Regions from separate parts of the Homo sapiens genome. Here region 2 is linked to region 1. A link is an interaction called in ENCODE POLR2A ChIA-PET data of the cell type or tissue named here. Cell type or tissue: CD4-positive, alpha-beta T cell. All regions are shown on one strand. Each heading gives the region's core, and the rest is flanking DNA. Links, peaks and the distances in the headings are about the cores only.

What was found. ChIA-PET counts read pairs that join two places held together with the same protein. Peaks named below come from ENCODE experiments on the same cell type or tissue, not always from the same donor. Only the 100,000 strongest peaks of a DNase experiment are listed, where the experiment ranks them.
Region 2: POLR2A ChIA-PET joins it to region 1 with 14 read pairs; 7 of 35 experiments call an interaction of 5 or more read pairs at or near these places.

The regions. Positions count from the first base shown.
Region 1 is chr1:172,177,052-172,187,370 of GRCh38, reverse strand. All of the region lies in intron 14 of DNM3 (dynamin 3), which reads right to left. Among named protein-coding and RNA genes, the nearest start is that of DNM3OS, 37 kb to the right of the region's middle. RefSeq lists an enhancer at 6,176-6,225. In CD4-positive, alpha-beta T cell, for the core only: no CTCF peak of the experiment used is centred there; DNase peaks (open chromatin) are centred at 5,580, 5,950 and 6,330; H3K4me3 peaks cover 1,096 bases; H3K27ac peaks cover 3,056 bases.
Region 2 is chr1:172,374,455-172,384,773 of GRCh38, reverse strand. It overlaps DNM3 (dynamin 3), which reads right to left. Exons shown (of 21, transcript NM_015569.5): 18 at 5,592-5,756. Among named protein-coding and RNA genes, the nearest start is that of C1orf105, 41 kb to the left of the region's middle. In CD4-positive, alpha-beta T cell, for the core only: no CTCF peak of the experiment used is centred there; a DNase peak (open chromatin) is centred at 3,773; H3K4me3 peaks cover 832 bases; H3K27ac peaks cover 1,474 bases.

The DNA of each region.
Region 1 (10,319 bases), core at 804-8,803:
AAGATTGTATTAAAATGGGTGTTATTTCTATTCTCCATTTATATATGTATTAAAATATTTTATAGTAAAAATTAATTTACAAATAAACCAAAAGAGAGAAAAATGAATATCATATTGCTGATACAAAGCGTAAGTGGTGTGAAAAATCTGAGAGTGATCACTCTGGACTGCTGGTGGGAAAAGGCAGATGGGACAGACTCTCATGCAAAGAAAAGAGGGAGAAAAGAAAACCTTCCCAAACCTACAAGTGAGCCTTGGAAAAAGTAATGACATAAAGTTGTGAGGTTCCCTCCAGGGAGGTCTTCTGACACTTAAGAGGCAGGCAGAATAAGAAGAGAACAAATCATGTGCAAAGATATTTCCTTTCAACATTAAGGTGACTCGGCCATGGAGAGTAGCTTCTCAGAGAGGACAACCTGGATGGTGAGGTTTTCAGAGCTTAGAGACACAAACCCTCCATAGCTAGGGTTCACAACCCATGATCCATGAACAATCTTCAAGATGGGGGAGTCTTCAGAAATCAATCTGTGAATGTGTGCAATAGCCTAAGGAAAACATCTATAACTCCTACGATGTTCTTAAATGTTTACAGAACTTCAAAAAGTTAAAGAACAACTGGTAGAGATGAAAAATACTTCCAGGCTGGCAAATGATGCTCTCAAAACTTTCTATCACCAATTGATTCTGATTCCTTCAGTGAGAGGGGGCTGACCATCAATAGAGGGTGAGAAGTCCCTTGAAGAAGCAAGAAGTAGCAGCCTTTGTATCAAAAGAGGCAGATGCCTGGATTCTGGACCTCTCAAAAATAACCAAAACTTTGCTCTAAATCCATGTCATCTTCAAAAGGGGGGGACAGCATTGTCCTTCTAAATTATTTCCCCTTTTATATTATATCTCTTCTATATTATTTTACCCACGATTGGTACTACCTTAAGGTGGTCAGGAGAATGGAAACTGCATTTCATCATTACAAAGTTAAAAAAAAAAACAGCAACTGACACAGGGTTAACAACCAAGTCCACATTCCCAAACCCTTGTTCAGCTCTCTAGGTCATGTTGCCTTTCTGGGTTATATCTCCACATTTCTTGGAATTTGTAACCGACGTTTAAATTAACTTTTAAGCACTCTGCACTTTGAGGTAAAGTTGGTTGGTCGTAAGCAAAAATAACTTCAAAGTCTGAAGTCCTCACTCCCTTTTGGTCCCTAAGCACCCAAAAGATGTTCTGTCATCCCCCAAACTCTGGAATGTCTTCCCAGGAAGTGAGTTAAAATCACATTTCTCCTTATTCCCATTTTTATTGTAATTATTGATTAACAATAAATTGGTTTCTTGCTTCTCACATTTTTGCCTTTCTGCCTTGCAAATGAGTTTTATCATGCAGGAGACCAATTATAAAACAATGTAAAATATAACAACTGTTCATAATATGACTGCTTGGAATTAAAAAACAATTTTTATTTGAGGATGGGCCAAATTCGTCAGACAAAAAAGTCAAAATGTGGCTCCTAAGACATTTCTCCAGGCTTATTATGACAGTGGAACTAATCAATAAACCCTTCTATATTATTTTATTCCCAGTTTCAAAACCAGCTATGAAATAAACTTAGTTGACTTAGATTATTCAGCAGTTGTTCTTATCTAGCTATGAAGCAGTGTTTGCAATACATTTACAATAGAACTTCACAAAATGGATAAACAATTACCAAAGTCTAGAAAAATGATTCCTAAGTGCACAAACACATTAAAAATCTTCTGTTTAGGCCAGGTTGCTATATAATTCTGAATAGAGTGTGACCTTGCTTCCCTCAGAGGCTCTTTGGAATTTGGCTCTGATTTCAGCCTTTCCTCTGCCAAGCATATAGAATGAATTAGGTGAAGCTCTGTTACAAATGCACCCCACCCACAATGGTTTCCAATAGAGAGCTAAATGTTTTAAAACCACAGTTCAACTTAAATGTAAAAATGGTTCTGCTTTCAAAATTGAGTTTCACTTCCCTTTGTCTTGTGCTCACCCCTTTTTCTCTGCATTCCAATTCTACTCCCCAGTGAGAGAATAAAATTGGAACAAATGTAAACAGGAAACCTAAAGTAAACAGTCTAAATGCATATTTCTAGTCTTTAATTTCAGGTATTCACACACTGAAGGGGCCTCTTTCAATCTCACTGCCGATGCAAATAAAGGAGGCATTAGGAGCTTCCCTCAATTCCATCTTAGCTTTAGTACCCAGAGTCCGTCAAAGACCACTGAGGCAAAGAGCAAAACCTACTTATCTTCAGGACCCAGCATGAACACTGAGTGAGAGGAGCTGCCCCTATGTGTTGACTAAGTTTCCAGCCTCCCTTTTTTTTTCCAAATCACTTTACTTCTATTCCAGATGTTCGATGCTCTCTTAGTGTTCCAATTCTCAGCTGTTACAAAGACAGCATCTCATGAATTAATTTATTATATGGTATAGGGTGTGCAAAAGAAAGAACATGGGCTTGCTGGCAGACCAACTAGGGGATCAAATCTCAGCTACACAGTTCATTCCCTTAAGAGGGTGACAGGAAAGCGATGAACTTCTCTAATATTTGGATTCTACATTTGTAAAACCCCAAACCCAAGTCTGCAATGAGAATGCACATATCAAGTCCATGGGTCAGATTCCGTACTTAATAAACTCTAAGATGATTTTTCCTCCTTTCCCATTCCTGGGCTTACACATCCCAGAAGTATTTGTCTTTTAAAGTAGACAATATGAAGAGAGCAACATTCAACAGAAACAATGAATTTCTTAAAAAGGCAAGTTAGGCCCTGAGCACCTAGCCTGGGGACATATTCTGGGATATTACCATACCCTCCAGATTGTGCTGCTCATTACTGTGTTGAGGGTCATTGTTTAGAAGGGAGGATAAAATTTCTCAATTTCTAAAAAAAATTAATTTCAAATTCCTACTTTTCAATCACCAACTCCCAACTGCAGAAAAACTGCTGTGTCTCTGCAGATGGGTTTTATTTTATGTAGTGGGTATGTCTTACAAGAACTGTGCAATTTAAATGGTGGTCAATGTAATGATATTTTCCATGTTTATTTTGTGATAATTTTCTTTGCTTGTTTAACAGTTCAGGTTGTCTGATGCTATATTCAGACTACATATCTAAATTCTCCATCAGTGTGTCTGGGATTGTTTGAGTTCTTAGTAGGTTTTAACATCATTTAATGAGAAGATTTAGAAAACATTGCAACAATAAACCTAATGAACTTCACAACTTGTGAGGTGAGCAGGATAGGGATCCTCACGCTACTTTGCAGAAATAAAATTGAGATAAAGCAACTAATCCAAGGTCAAGCTATTACTTGAGTGTAACTGAGCCAAGAACATAGATTTTGCTATTATTGTTATGATTGCTGTTGTTTTGAGTACTAGAATATTAATTTCTATTACACTGCTGATTCTCTAGAAAAAAAAAAAAACTTTGAAGCCAGGTGTATTGGCTCATGCCTGTAATCCCAGCACTTTGGGAGGCTAAGGCAGAAGGAACACTTGAGCCCAGGAGTTCAAAATCAGCCTGGTGAAACCCTGTTTCTACAAAAAAAAAAAAAAAAAAAAAAAAAAAAAATTAGCTGGGCATGGTGGTGCAACCCTGTAGTCCTAGCTACTCAGGAGGCTGAGGTGGGAGCATTGCTTGGGCCCAGGAGGTGGAGGCTGCAGTAAGCCATGATTGCATCACTGCACTCCAGCCTGGGTGACAGGGTGAGACCCTATCACAAAAAATAAAAAAATTTAAAAAAGTTTGAATGTATTTACCAAAATAATTGGCAATAATTTTAAGCAACTAACATGTTTTATCATCTGCCAGACCAAGCACATTCCTTACTTTAAAAACTCCACAATGTTTCAGTGTATTTGGGTTTTGAAACCCAGAATCACTGTATTTTCCTTATACTGGTACACAGATAATTCTTAGTATTTATTTGCCAAGTCTTCACTTATGACATCAAAATTTAATTTGTGTTAAAAAAACTTTGTATAATATAGAATATTTTCAACATCATGATATTATATCCATAAAGTGTGTGAAACCAATATATTGAACTTTCCCAGAAATTATTTGTGTTTGAAACCAAAACTGGCTAAATAAAATATATCTCTATTGGGTAGTATGTGGAGACGATATGGAGAATAACAGGCATGATCTAGAGATGGTGCTGTATGTGCATATCTGTATTAATACTGAAACCAGTGATCTTCTCATCCCCTTTCCCTCTCTATGGCCATCACTTCCCACTAAACTTTTGGCGTCTGGGACAGGACAGTGCCTTTCTGTACCTAGCTCCCTTTAGTTAAAAAGTTGCCTTTTTACCAGTTCTTGGTAAAGGAACTAAGAAATTTTTTTTGATAGAAACTATACTCAGTTGTCATGATTATTAAAATTGGACTTTAAATAATTACCTGCACAATTGGAATGATACTACATTATCAATACTTACTCTCAAAATAAAGTGCTGATACTATTCTCATATTGAAGTCACCAATTGCAGGAAAACTGACGATTGGGGTCCTTAAGCCTTCCTGCAATGGTATAAAAGATTGGGTATTCAACTTTTTCTACTTTTGTTTTCTCTCTTTGAATAAAAACAGAAACACAATCTTAGGACTCTGTGCCTAATGAGGCCCAGAATTTGAATTTTCAGGCAGTCTCTGAGGACAATGCAGATAGAGGGAGGGGCATGCAGAGCAGAAGGCCTCTCTATGCTCCACTTTAGTGAGTACCTCTGAGCAGGTTCATTGCAATTCATTTCATCTTTATTTTTGTCCTTAAACAGAGTAGGAGAAAAGCAAGTCTGTGGAGAACATTTTATTGAAATGAGTTGGATTTATTGCTGGACTTGGTTATCTTGTTTTTGAGGAAATATTTGCATTTGAGGGAAAAAGTGTGTTTTATTACTTCATCTCTAGTACCATTTAAGGTATGTAATGATGGTTAGACATCAACCTGCAAAATATTTCTTCAGAGCACCCTGTCCTCTAGCTTCTCATATCCCAGTGATGCCAGATCCTAAATTAATTTCATGCACACAAACTCAACATTATTATCTCCATTTTTATGCTTTATCTAGTGAGTTAAGCATCTTAGAGAAATCGTTTTTTTGTTTGTTTGTTTCCCCTAACTGATCTTGGACAGACTGTTAAAAAAAAAAAAACTATAAAATGTTGTCACATTTTTTTCCTCTTGACCAGACTTCACGTCCCAGCTTGATGACCTTCACACTACAATAATGTTGCCTATTTCTAATAGTAAAAAGTTCCAGTTCGTTATAACCAAAAACTCAAAGAAATCGACTATCAGTCTTGAAACCCCTTACATATTATCTTTAAATAGAGTTCATAAAGTTGTGGCAACACCCACCAAAAACAGACATGAGGCAGATTGATTCATCAGCACCTAATGAGTTAATTAAGAAACAAAAATACAAGAACACACAGAATTATGGCCAGCCTGGCCTTGCTTATTCAGTTTTAGTCAGAGACCACAACTTCTTTCAAATAACCCCAGTTTATTTTCAAAAAAAAAAAAAAAAACCCTGTCTTCAGACAGGATATGGGGGAGGAGTTAAGTGGTGATGTTTTACACATGCACATCTGGATACAGTCCAATTATTTCCCTTAAACATTCCCCCAGTTGTTTTCATTTTGCTCCATGCTTTGGCATTCATAAATTTGTGAGATTAATTGTGTGTCAGCAGTCTGCAGGCCTGGAGCTGGGCACCAGTTTAGTAGCAATACGGCTACAAAACAACTCTGTAGAGAAATACGTTCACATATTTAAAAAGGAAAGCATAGTCACATAGTTCGTTTCTGTTTAATATCAGGCATTGACGTTATGCATAAAGAAGGTAGTGTAATCTTTCAGGGAATTGCCCTAATAGCAAGATATATATAGATATATATCTCCACGCCTACCAGAAATATGTGTGTGTGTGTGTGTGTGTGTGTGTGTGTGTGTGTGTAAACTCAAGTGTTTTAAAGCATAAGAAAGGATTCATCAAGAGGAAAAATGAAGAGTTCAGGGCTGGACATATTTGTGTTCCTTGTTTTCATCTGATTATTTTGAAGGGCGTGTCAACAGATTGCATTTCTTGTCTTGGAAATGTACTAACAATTAAAATCACCTTTGCCAAAAAGAACCAACTTATCTTAGAGATGGTGGAGAAGCATCTTTATTTTAAAAGATGTTTTGCAAAGCCTCTTATGCTTTCAAAATTACTATATGAAAAGTGAAACTAGAAGCTTTCTGCCCTGATGTGTAGGCCTCACAGTCCAGATTATGAGCTCAGCTAAGGAAGAGCTGTGTTCCCCAGAGCCCAGCGGAGTGGCGGCACTTGGTAAGTGCTCCGTACTTGCCAGTTGACAACAAAAGAACTATCATTTAAATGTTGGTAAACAGATATTTATTCTTGTTTAATGTTATTTTGCCTTATATCCATGAGTAGGAAATAAACTATTAGATATTGTGACATTTTTCACAAGTAAATGCCACATGCCAAAGTAAGGTAATAGGTAGGGCAAATTTTCATACATATACATAACAGAGGAGAGTGTTCCAGATTAAAGTTCTGAGATTTGCAACATCAGTATTGGGAGGAAACTGGCAGCTTCTCCTCTAACCCTCTACAGAAACACAAAACAGCTATTGGAAACATGTAGAGCATTCCTCTGGAAAATAATTAGGCTTCAAATAAATCATATGCTATTCCTGCAATAAAAGAAGGAAACTTTTTATGATCTTCTGTTTTCCCTCAAGTATGCTATATGTTGAGAAGTTTTACCTAAATCACACTGTATTCTAGCAGTAAGCTCTTAATTATATAAGAAATAAAATGCATTGCAGATATTACAATGAATCCACTTGTCCTTAGACTATTTATCTATCAGAATATTTTCTAGGCCAATATATTTGAAGGCTACTGAGAAAATCACACACTGTTCTTTGGCTTTAGTTTCCTTGTGAGTAAAATGAGGTGCATAATCTCAGCCCTATCTACGATACAGGGTAAAAGTCAGGATCTAACGAGTGAAATTGGTAAACCATAAAGAACAAACAAGTGTTGGTTAGCATGCAGTAAACATACAAACTCTCCTACTCATGGTTCTGTATTGAAAAACCGAAATACATAGTATCTTATTCTTTACATAAATTAATTTACTGATCTTGAGACCTAACTGAATCATGATAGTATATCCACATAGACTAGATTTGTTCCTACAGGGCAAACTGCCATGCATTCATGCTAAACTATACAAGAGCAGCCAGGTAACAGAAGGCAATGCTGCTTCAAAAACACTGCAAATTTGACTCAGAACTCAGAGACACGGTATGATATTTGTAACATATTTACAGATACAATTAGGCTTTACTGAAGCTAATTGATTTTCACCACCTGAGCTTATTATCTACTAATGGTAGGGTTCTAGTCGTCTAATCCCTGCTATGTACGCCATGGGCGAAAATCTAATTAACCTCTCAGAGCCTTAGTTTTTTAATACATAAAAAAGTAATAACACCTGCTCTGATGAAGCTATTGTGAAGATTAAAATGTGAGATATGAAGAAGTGCTTTTACAGAGTAGTCACCCAGTACTTATTGGTTATATCTAAAAATTATTGAATCTGTATTCCCAAAACTATGCTGGAAAATAAGTCCAGAATTAAATAAGGCCACAAATAATCCAAGCAGAAATGATCCGGCATAGCATCATTAAAATATACACACATATTTATAAATATTGCCTGTATACATTTTTCTTAGAAAGTCCATGTAAGTTATACAGAAGCTGAAATAAACCATAGCAAAAAAAACTTCTCCCCTCTTCTCAATGACATCTTGAATTTAGCAGTTCTTATTTTATTTTAGTAGAATAATACTTCTATTAAATCACTTTAATGATAATTATAATTAATACTTATATAATCCTTTAACTTTTCAAAGCACGTTCATACCAATTATTTTCTTTTGGTTTCCAAACAACATTATGAAAATATAATCTTGAATTTAATACCAGTTAAATACTAGTGGGAGTAACAAACTTTGTCAAAACTAAGATGCAATAACACTACTCAGAAAAGCTTTGCAACACAACCAGTGGCCAAATTCCACTTCATTACATGTAGATCACAGTCCACAAATGACAATCAGTCACCACTAATAATAAACAAAAAATTTTTGGATTCTAGTCCAGGCAGGAGAATGCTTTTCATGAATGCAAAATTAGAGGTGACATTCTGAAAGTAGGCTCCACAAAACAACTAGCTCAGCATTCTAAGTCCAGTTTCATTCAAAGTACACACAGATAACTACTATCACCGCCCTGGCTTTAGAGTATTAGCTCACCCAGCAGTTCAAAGCATTCCTTATATTTTAGACTAGAGGAGGATCACCATTTTTGCTCTATTTTATGGACTGAGACATAAAGCGATAGAGACATGCCCATGGAGCTGGAATAAGACTTATTCTATTTCATCTCCATAAGGTGACCCCTTAACCCCCTGCAATCTAGCTTCTGTCTTTACCATTGTATTGACAATGAAATCCTAAAGATCACTGATGATCAACTAATAATCAAACCCAGTGACTTACTCTTTCTTCCTTTCATTGATATCTCTGTAACATCAGCTTGAAGTTGAAGTAAACCAGGGTCCATTCTCTGTCTCTCTTTCTCTCTCTGTTTTGCTCTCTTGCTGTATCTCTTGCACACCCTTTCTCTCTGTCTCTCTCCCTCTCTTCATCATCACGGCATGCACTATCTTACTACCTTGCTTCTTTTAACTGCTTCATCTATGTTCATTCCTATCCCTTCCTTACTTGTGGATTCTCTGACTTACACATCAACCTCCTACTCCCCTCTCCAGTCATCTTCACTTCATATATGTAAAAAATTTACTACTGTACTCTCAGAATTATACAGACTCAAGTACATAATAAATACTCAATAAATATTTTTAAATAAATGAATAAATTACTCTCAATGGAAAAATCAATCTCTGGACACTTTCTTAAGATTTAAGTTTATTTTTTAACACCAGTGTGTTGGATGGATTGGAATTGGATTTTTTTCTTCTTCTTATTACAGCCATATGCCACATAACCACATTTTAGTTGAGAAGAGACCACACCTTCAATGACAGTGGTCTCATAAGATTATATGACAGTATTATTACTGTAGCTTTTCCTCTGTTTAGATATGTTTAGATACACTAATACTTAGCACAGTGTTACAATTGCCTACAGTATCCAGTACAGAAACAGGCTTTACAGGTTTGTAATCTAGGAACAAAACAAACAGCCTAGGCATGTAGTGGGCTAGACCATCTAGCTTTGTGTAAGAACACTCTATGATGTTTGGACAACAAAGAAAGCGCCTGATAACACAACTTTTAGAATATAATTATATCGTTAAGCAATGTATGACTGTATATTCATTGGGCACATTAAGGGAAAAAAACCCTATAAAATATAGTATTTACCACAGGATAATACTGAGGATGTGCATGACCTTTAGGAAGATCCAATGGAGACATTTCTCTCAGATTGTGTTTGTCTTATGGATACCAAAACCACATCACTGTTAGCATTTCCCCTGGGTTGGCTATAAGTCCACTCAGAGCCAAAGTGCTTTATAACACACAGTTAGGTATCTTTTAACATTACTTCCCTTACTCCTATTGTCTCATCCCTAACTCTTACTCTCATCCCGTAATTTTGTCTCTTAGTTATCTTACATTTCTAAGCCCCCACAAGGCAGGTAATGAAGTCCTTTATCCTAAACTTCTTTCTCAACATTTTCAATTATCCAACTTGGTTTTAGAAAGTACAGTAGCGCCCCCACTTCCCCTTATGTGTAGGGGATACATTCCAAGATCCACAGTGGATGTCCAAAACCTTGAATTGTAACAAACCCTAAATATACCATGTCTTTTTTCCCATACATACATAGCTATGATAAAGTCGAATTTATAAATTAGGCACTGTAAGAGATTGATAACAATAATTAATAATAAAATAGAACAATAATAACAATATACTATAATACAAGTTACGTGAATGTGGTGTCTCTCTCTCTCTCTCTCTATTCTTGTACAACACTCACCTATTTTCGGACCACAGTTGACCACAGGTAACTGAAACTGCAAAAGCAAAACCATGGATAAGAGAGGACTACTGCAAAAGAAACTTTGAAAAACTGGCTCTTACTGGAAAAAAATACATTTTCAGAATTATATCATTGTTCTCTCAAACTCAAAACACACCATCGCCAATTCCTCAGTTTCCCTTTG
Region 2 (10,319 bases), core at 725-8,724, 200 kb before region 1:
TACTGGAATATCACTTAGAATCTATTAAATACAATTTAAAAGAAGATTCTTCCAAGAATAGATTTAAAGCAGAGCTGAATTAAGAATCAACTGTCAAACCATGAAGCAAAATAAGGGCCTGTTTCAGCATTCTGACCAAAGATGTGCCTTGAATCTTCCACAGCAATTATGACACACTGGAACTTGCCTACTGTGCAATACAGTGGATTCAGAGCATAGGCTGTGGATTTAAGTTCTAGTTCTAACACTTACTGTTCTTGGGCAAATAATGTAAACTGTTTGAGTCTCAGGTTCCTCATCTGTGAAATGAGGGTAGAGCTACCTCAAGTATTGTGAGGATTAAAGGAAGGAATGAATACAAGTTGTCTAGCATGATGCCCAGCACACAGTTAGTGCCCCTTCCAAAAAATGCTGTGATTTTTACTGTCTATAGGCTACATTGGCATTAGGTACATCGAGACAGGAGAACAATAGACAGCTGTTGCAACAGTACAGGTATCAAGCGACATAGTTAAATAGGGCATAGAGGTTAACATTTTTTATTTTGCATTTAAGCAAAATTTTAGAGATACTCTTCTCTCCTTCTGCTAACCTAGCTTTGTGACACTAAAATTGGAGTTTGGAATGAAGGTAGGGGGACTTCCGGGAGTTTCCAGACACTTCAGGGACTTTCTGGGAAGTCTGTATGCCAGTGGTATACAGACATTTAAATCTGGTACAAATATTTAAATCAAGAATTCTGCATGACAATCAGGGGTCAAGTGAATCCCTTTTAGATGATAGCATTTAGAAAATACTTCACCTAACATAACAAAGTGATTATACTTAAATTTGAGATCTGAAATAATATTTATGTTTTTAATTATAACACCTTATAACCTATACATCTCTGTATGGTTTGTAAAAGTTCTCACACATGAAACCTCATTCCAGCTCAAACTCTCTAGGCTAGATAAACAGGCATTACTGCACCATGTCGCTCTGCTCAGTGTAAAGGAATGTGAGGTCATTAAAAATGTTCCACATGTTTTCCTCTCTTACTTTAACCCTTCTCTAGCAACCCGTAATATGTTTGGATCTTAAACCTTCTTTTCTATGACTGAGACCATTTTAAACCCTTCACAAATAGAAGAGACATTTCTAGGGTTTTCCTACAGTTTCCTACAGTTCAGTTACCAAGGAGACCATTTCCTTAAAATCTCTTTGTTTCTAGAATTGGAGGGTCACAGTACGGAACACGGTGATGCCTCTCATTCACACAATACATGTATTAAAATTCAATTGAGAAGTTTAATTTTGTTTAGTTTTGGGGAGGGGGCTTGGTTAGAATTTTGTGATCTTTGAGATCTCACAATTCTCTCACATCTGCTTAGTCCTCCTTTCCTTTTCCCAGGGATTTAATTCTGCTAAAGACCAAGGAAGTTTTCCTGCTTTAAAAAGTAACATCCTTTGACTCACAAATGTAATGTTAAGGAAAAGAAGTTAGACACAAAAGGCGTATAGTATATGATTCCCAAGTGCAAAAACAGGCAAAACTAATCTACAATTTAAGAAAGCAGAAGAGTGTTAGCCTTGGCGGGGAGCAATGATGGGAGGTGGGGGCAGGGGAGAAGAGAGTGGGACTTAGGGAGTCCTAGTCGTGATCTTTTTCTTGAGCAGTGTGCTGAATTCCTGGCTGGTGGAAACAAATCAGTGCTTTAAATGCCAGGATAAAGCTCTGGTATTTAAGATGTACTTTCCCCTAAAATAATGAACATTTAAAATAACACTTTACTTCATACGCATTAAAGTTACAGTAAGTTTTGAAACTAGGGCACATGTTACTAATTTTCCACCAAAATGCCAATGGCCAAGGAGAGTAAATGTGGACCTCCAGAGGGGTCCAGGGGCGCAGGCTACAGCACACACTCCAGTGTGAAATGGCTCTATGTTTCAAATTTGGTTTTTTTAAAAATTCCTAAGAACGTTTACATTCTCTTTTGTATTATCTGGGTTTGCTTAAATATGAGAAAGATTTCAAACATTGCTTCTCACCTTCAAACAAATCCTAATTAAATCTTCAAGTAAAATTAACTGTCTGGGAAAATAACTCATGAATACCCTGTGGGGGTAGGAGTCCTCTAGTTGGAGAGGGCTGACTTAGAGTTTCCTAACCCTGTCACGTGCATTATCCAATGTTCAAATGGTGAGAACATCAGACTATGAGTGAGAAGACTTGGATTTCAGTCTTAACTCTGCCACCCCCAGCTGTGTGATCTTGGGCAAGTCAATGTCTCAGAACCTCAATTTCTTCATTTATAAGCTGTGGAAAATAATGGGTATCCAACATGTGGTTGGCTGACAGGTTCAAACAGAATTATGTGCCACTTTGCCACACCGAACACATTTTTAGAATAAAGCTGGATCCACTTCATTCTTTGATGGAGAACTTCTGGTGGGGTGAGCTACAGAGAAGAGGCCATCCAAATGGGCTTACCATGGGGTGTTATGTGTGTGTTAGCTTTAAAGTCCTGAGCAAAACTCTGCTGCTTTGACTGTAGCCTGTCCAGAAAGACCGTCTGTCATAAACTTGCTATTTCTTTGTGCTGCTGTTACCTGGTATGTTTAAGTAATGAAACAGCTGCTGCATTTCAATAGACAAAGGCTTACAGTATGTCTGAGGCAAGGCATTTATTGCTAGGCTTTAAACTTCTTAAACAATTCCATATGGAGATTTGAGTGGCAGAACACTTAATGTAAACTTTCAAAGGAAACTGCCCACCAAATTCTGAACTTTATGAATGTTGGCTGAAACATATTCTTTTTCAGAAGGCCGAAACATATTCTTTTTCATTCCCATTTCAAAGAGGAAAGGCCAGAACACCGCTTTTGATAGACCAGGAAGAAATAGAGGACCGTGTTTTAGGCATTTATTGATTCTGGAGGAACAATTAGCTTTTTGATCCAAACTCATTTAAAGATGCAGCAGGGTTAAGTGAATAGAATTTAGAATTAGGAGTCAAAAGACTAGTTTTCTCGTTGTGATTTTATTATTAGTTCTTTCATTTGAAGATCTCTTCACTTTGAATCAAGTTAAAAAATCAATACATCTAGATGGCACAGTGCTGGGTGTTCACTGTTTCAGTTTCCTTGGACTCAACAGGTCACGTGTGGAATGAACAAAATAGGCTTGGGCATTCTGTACAATAAGATGCCACGACAATATGACTACATTAATAAAAGAGATATATATTTTTCATATATAGAATTATACATATATAATTTTAAAATATATGTATTATATATAAAACTATACCTTTTTATATATGTTTAAAAAGCACATAAAATAATACCCAAGAAAAGCAGTCATTCTAGATATGTAAAACTAACTTCTGGTAGATACAAAAAGTTAAATTTCAAACAAAGCCACAATTTCATAAGAATTCAGCACTACATGATACTTTCGCCTTCTCCACATTCCTATTAGTTTTTACTTCAAGATTTGACCTTGGTGATCAGATCTTAATTGAAGTCTCCTTTCTCACGACTCTTATGTGAGGTCTCTCTCAAGACAACTATCAGAACTTTACCTCCGAGGATAATATCCTGTAGGTGGAGGTTTAGCCATTTCATTAAAACAAGAAAACACACCAGTGAAGAGTGAGGGAAACTACCCCTGCATTTCTTTCTTTCTTTCTTTCAGTGTGTGTGTGTGTGTGTGTGCGCATATGTGTGTGCATGTGTGTATGTTTTTCTTGAGAAGGTGAAAGTAGGATAGATTTGCAATAGGGGTTTTTTGTTTTTTTTTTTTTTCCTTTTAGCTAATTTGTGTCAAGCTACTCCTCACAGCTATAGGCAGGAAGTGCTATTTCCTGTGCTGATGATTTAATATAGTGCAGAGCAAAGCAGCGTTTGAACTGATGGCAGCACTAATGACTCTCGGTGAAACAGTGAAAAGATAAATGATCCTTAATCAGGAAAATGTTTAAATAAGCAAGTGCCTGGATATACCACAGCAAAACAACCTGAATTCATTTAAGTAAATGAAGAAGGTAATTTTAAAAATACACAGACTATTTGTTTAGTACTTTATATTTTTCTAAATGGCTTATAGCCACTTTTATTATAATCTCTGATGGCTCTGTGAGGTACCTCACTGTAGTTTTAGAAGAAACTGACTTCAACTCAAAGGGGCGAAATGATTTGCTTTAGGTTACACAGAAAGCCATTGGTCAAAAGAATACAATTCATAGTTCCCACATTTCTAATTTATTGCTTACCTGTTGCTGATTCTTCAAAGCATCCAGCTAACCTTGTTTGAATACATACGTGTATGAAAATAGTGTTAGTTAAAAATAAGATTGTTCACATGAGTGCTTGGGGTTGCTTACAGTCAAGGAATGCAGAGATCATGGACAATGAACGGACTGTCGTATTTAGAAATAAAATTTTGAAATTAACCATGAAATATGAACAAGGGCTATTTACAGTTCTTAAATAGGCAGCCATATTAATTTCTTACAATTATATTTTTCACAGTACTTTCATTTGTACCATCTTCTGGAACAAATCCCTAAGTCAGATACACTTACTACAATTAGTATTTTACATATGGAGGAAACAGACACATGAAAGAGACTCACCTTAGGTCAACAGAGTCTGTAGCAGAACCAGATTTAGAACCCAGATTTCTCCTAAATTCTACTTTGGGGCTCTTTTTAGTACTTTGCCATCTAATTTTAATTTCTTACAAGTAATGCTCATAATTTATCATTGGATTAAATAAAAAGATGTCCTTAGAAGATAACTAGGAATAAAATTATTGGTGTCTCACTTGTCAAGATTCAGAAAAGCCCCCTATAAAACACCTCATTATAACCTATCTTATCTAAAAGACTATTTCTCAAATAACTTGTGGTATTATTTGTACTGTAAAAAGTTAACTACCAAAAGAACTAAATCAAACATAATTTAAGTATCATACTCTGACTACTATAAATAACCTTGAAAAGGTTATTTAGACCCATTGATGGCTAGTCAAGCAGGATTTTCAGATTTGAGGTTATAGCATCCTTACCTTAGAAAAATAAAATTCACTGAGTTTTTAATCCGAGGGAATAAAGCAAGAAGCCCTTTCCCAGGTTAAAATAGCATTCCATAGATTTTAGAAGCTGAAAATAATCATATTAACATATTTTATATATGTGTGTGCACATGCATGCACACGCATGGGCATAGGAACAAATATATCCTTTGCCTTTAGTCTCAAAGTCTAGGAGCCAGGGCATCTGGTTTCTTTGCTGGTTTTGCAATTAATTTACATGATGCCCAGGATTATGGTGTTTTTGTTTTGCTTTATTGTGAGCAAACTCACACTCTTCTAGAAGACAGCCAATGGGGAATACCTCAGTCCTATAGCTAGAAGTTTTAAGTTTTCTTCCCTAAGTTCTCTTTCACTGGTCAGTCACATATCACGTCTAATGGAAAATGATGAACCTGGGTAATATTATTTGAACTATCCAGAAAATACACAAAGAAGCTGAAGATAATATGTGCAACTTCCACACTCGGATGGGTTAGAAGTTAAATGGAGGTAGTTTATAATCACTTACGTTATTGATCATAAGGTGCATTATTGTTTTTGGAATTAGATCTCGGATACATTTGTTGATAATGGACATGTAGGAGTCTACGAGGTTGCGAATGGTCTCCACTTGCCTCTCCAATTGTGGGTCCATGGAAAAGTTTTCTGCTTGTCCATTCTCATCATTTTCAGCCTAAAAGAAGAGAAAACAAACCATGGATTATCTCATATTCACTCAGAAGAAAATAAAATGTCAGTCGTTATCAGATTATCAACTTCTGATTAGCATAGTTGGAGTTTATATCAGTAGATGGTAACATTTTTATCTTATGCATCCACTGGTTCTGAAAGGAGATGGGGGAACCTGCCGTTATTACTCAATTTTTAGCCTGCCACATTCTAGGGAAAGCAAGTAAGTATTCTAATTCTGAATGAAGGTTGAGATGAATAACCAAATAAACAGTGTACCTAACAACATACCTCCAGAGAACAATCTAATCTTAAGCCATTTGCAAGCTGGCCAAAGAATTGAATCCAAACATATGATGCAAATGTAAACCTCTGAGAGGAGTCTCCAGGGAAGCTATAGATTAGAAATAACCTTGGTATTGTTCTGGCACTTCTAGGTCTGCTCTGGGATGGATCAGCATTTGGATCCTCCCACATTCAAAGCTAAATTTTGTAGGGCTGCCTGAAGCCAAAATAAGAGATATAGAAGATAATTTATTCTTCCATGCACTTGCTGGAATTTGTTACGTAAATTCATGCTTCTGTCATCACTACTAAAGACTGGCTCCATTGTGAAAAACTTACAATTATTACTTCCAACTTGTTATTCTTTGAATAAAACAGAACACATCTATACACAAAGAATTTATTTGTGCAACATGAGAAAAGCATCTGTTTCCTATACTATGAGACTTGAGTTAATTAATGTTGGCTTATCCACCAGAGGCTGAGCTGGAATGGCTTCTTCATCATTAAGGGCTGACCTATTGGCTTGGCATTGAAATCAATTTAGAACAAATGGTCTCCATTTCAAGTCAGCTTGAACCATCTAAGCCCCAGAACATGACACAGGTATTATTGTTAGTGGTCTGGCTACTTTCTAGCATTTGGAAAGATTTAATTATGAATGTAAAATGGGGAAATAATTTATTGCTTCCATGTAGACACGAAGTGCTTTTCTTTGGAAATGTACATACTTTGATTTTCAATCATCCAATCAGTTCTAGGCATAGCACTGTGCTAAATAGCTTTACTGGATATTAAATGATAAGCCTTTCCTTTGAATCAATATGCTTGTGTGAAAAGCATATTGATGGGCCACAAAATCAACAATATTGATAGAATTGGTTCTAATCATTTATATAGGCTTCTGTCACTCAGAAATGTCTATTGTTCTAAAAAACACATTAAAATAATGCATGCTCAACTCATTTCCCAGTCCTGAGAGCATGACCTCATGATTTGGGACTACAGTATGAGGACATTTCTGAGGCTCCAGTGCATTTAGGGCCTCCAGGAAAGCCTACTTGTAAGAGAAAGCACAGACCAGAGAAATTCCAAGTTGAGGAGTTAGGAGCTACTACAACTTGATGATAATGAGGATGATAAAGTGATTATGAAATATATATATATATATATATATATATATGATATATATCAATGAGAGCAGATGATGACCTACAGCTTTCTGAAGAAAACATCTTCTATATAAAGAAATATAAGCCTCCATTAGGAATACAACACAATTCCATTTGTCTCTCTGATCTAAAACATTCTTGGATTTTAGATTTTGCCGTTGTGTTTAGCAGTACCAGGTAATGGCATTTCAGCATAAACCTACTACCACTTCCCAGGAACATTTATTGAGCAAATATTGTATTCCAGGTACTGTGCTATGTACTTTATATAGATCTGTAGCACAACCTTAGGACAGGGGTATCATCGTAATTGTCAACCCATATAAGAATATATTCAAGCTCTGAGAACTGAAATTTGTTCAATAAATGTTAGATAAATATTATTTTAAGTCAATTTTTTCCTTAGGTATTAAGAAACCAGAACATAAAGAGAGTTTCTAGAAAAATTCCTTAAAGTACTGATAGTTATAAAAAATAAATAATTGAGCTAAAGGAGAAAAGCAGAATAAATAACTTGTTACATTCACCTCGAGGAATATGAAACACCAGGAAAATTATATTAGCATCCACATTTTCATATAGAAACACTAAATTTCCCCATTTTACAGCTTTCTTAACATGTAACCATGCTTCACTTTTTTGCATATCAAAATAAGCAAAAGACACTGACTTTCACTTTTTGAAACCAGATGCAATTAGAAAACAAAGTGTCAGAGTGAATAGAGAACTCTGGTTTAATTCTTAGCATTAAAAAAAATTGAGAGGCTTTAGTAAATAATCAGTAAAACAATTTGAAATTCTTCTTAGCTTTTGGAAATACTTGCAGACATGTAGTGACATGCAAATCTTAACTATTCTGATAATACAGTGGACATGATGGGGAGTCACAGAGTTCAGTATGCAAATTTGATTTATTTCCTCATTTTAGAAAAAAAGAAGCAGTAAACTGCCCCTTCTACCAATGTCTAAGATGAACGGGAAAAATGCATATAAATGGAATTTTTCTTTTACGTGAGTAATTGCAGAGAGCAACACTTCCTTTTCTCTAACCCCAGTTCTAACCAAATTCTCCATTGTGCTCTTTTCTGTATGTATATTGTGTATGACTATATTTTTTCTTTGTTTAAATTATAGGATTGCAATAAGGTTCTTTGCAGTTGAAGCACTGAAATGACAGCTGTTTATCATTATCCTCATCAAGGAAATGTAAAATAAAAATAGTAATTTGTCTCTGATCTTTGAGGCAAAAAAGAATGGTCTGCAAACATTTAACCTTTTATGTGCAGGTTCAATGATGCTGTTTAAAAAACGTGAATAATATTGTAGAAACCAGCTTGTTTCTAAAAAATACAATAGACAGTCCTTCCTATTGCAGTTTTTAAAAATAGCTATTGAGAAATCTAATTTAACCAATAAAAACACCAGCATTGTAAATGTGAAGTCATTTATAAAAATTACCATAACTTACTTTCTCCGAAATTATTTGCATGGTATTTAAGAAACAGGCTGTTATATAAAGTTTTAAGTTATTTAAAACATATTTTTATAACTACTATTATTATTTTTGTTTTTAGAGACAGAGTCTTGCCCTGTCATCCAGGCTGAAGTGCAGTGGCGTGATCATAGCTCACTGCAGTCTCGAACCCCTGAACTCAAGGGATCCTCCCATATAGCTGTAACTACATGCCACGCCCAGCTAATTTTGCCTTTTTTTTTTTTTTAGAGATGGGGTTTTGTTATGTTTCCCAGGCTTATCTCAAATTCCTGGCTTTAAGCGATGGTCCCGCCTCAGCCTCCCAAGTAGCTGAAAATTTTAATTTAAAAGCTTTCTTTTAAAGGTTTACTACTTTAACAGGTGAGGGAATGAAAGTGTTGAATCAGAAATAATTCTCACCATACCTTGGGGCGTCTATTATAGAAGCACTGGGCTTGACTGGAATGTCTTTCAGGTGTTTTGTTTTTGTCTTTTCCCTTTCCTTAAATCTCTTATTTAATCATGTCATAGACTTATTTGAAGACTTTTTCTTAGTAAATCAGGTCATCACGATGAAAACACTGTTACCATGGTAACGTACCTGTGAATTTTTCCAGCCCTACATTATCAAGAATGGTTTCACTGAAAACCTCTCTCCACTGCCAATCATTCACTTCTAATTTGATGAGGCTGGAAGGGTATGGGTTAAGATAGTGTTGATGATGCTCACCCCACCACCAACAGTGGTCTACAAATACTGTGAGACAAAACATGTGTTTCCAAAAGCTACCAGGATGACCAAATATAGTCCTATGAGAAATGCCTTACAGACATAAAACAATTGTGCTATTGATCATGATGAAGGCTGTTTTTGACTCAGAGCGATTCCTCTGCTACTGTTAATTCTGTAACACCATCATCATCATGTTTACATACTCAAATAATGAAATACTATAATCACAAGAAAAACCCCCGTGGTTTCATTTATAAGAAGATAACACTTAAAGATTAGGGGGAAAATGACACAAGAGTAATCTATATTTTAGGAATTCTACTTCCATCACCTAAAAACTTGTAACTGTAAAGAAATTTTAAATTATTGTATCCTTTATACTATTTGTTTAACAGGCACTTTTAAAGCTCATTCAGTTTAGAATCAGGGTATTAAGGGATTATAAGGTCTACGCAATAAAGAACTAGGTCTGTTTACAAAGATTGAAAGATGGACAAAGGTATGAAACAAAAATCACAGATATTGTAAAGCAAAATCTGTCAATTGTTTTGTTCTTCAAAATCATTTACATGGATGAGTATAGATGCACTATATCAAAGTTAATAAAGTCCTAGAGAAAGCAGGGGCAATAAAATTCAAATAATATGAAAGCAGCATGGGCCGTCATAATAAACTACATAGCAAAATAATAGCATAGGTATGCAGTTGATCTTATTTACCTTTTCTTTACATTATGAGGAAGAAAATCTTTCAAAGTTCAATGTAAATACAATTACACTTGCTTTACATGTAAAAACTTCTTAGTAAAAACAAAATAATACAAAGCATTAAAGCAACCAAAAAAACCACACACAACTGTAAAATTCTGTGAGTAGAATCATTTCTTTCTGGAGTACAGAAGAA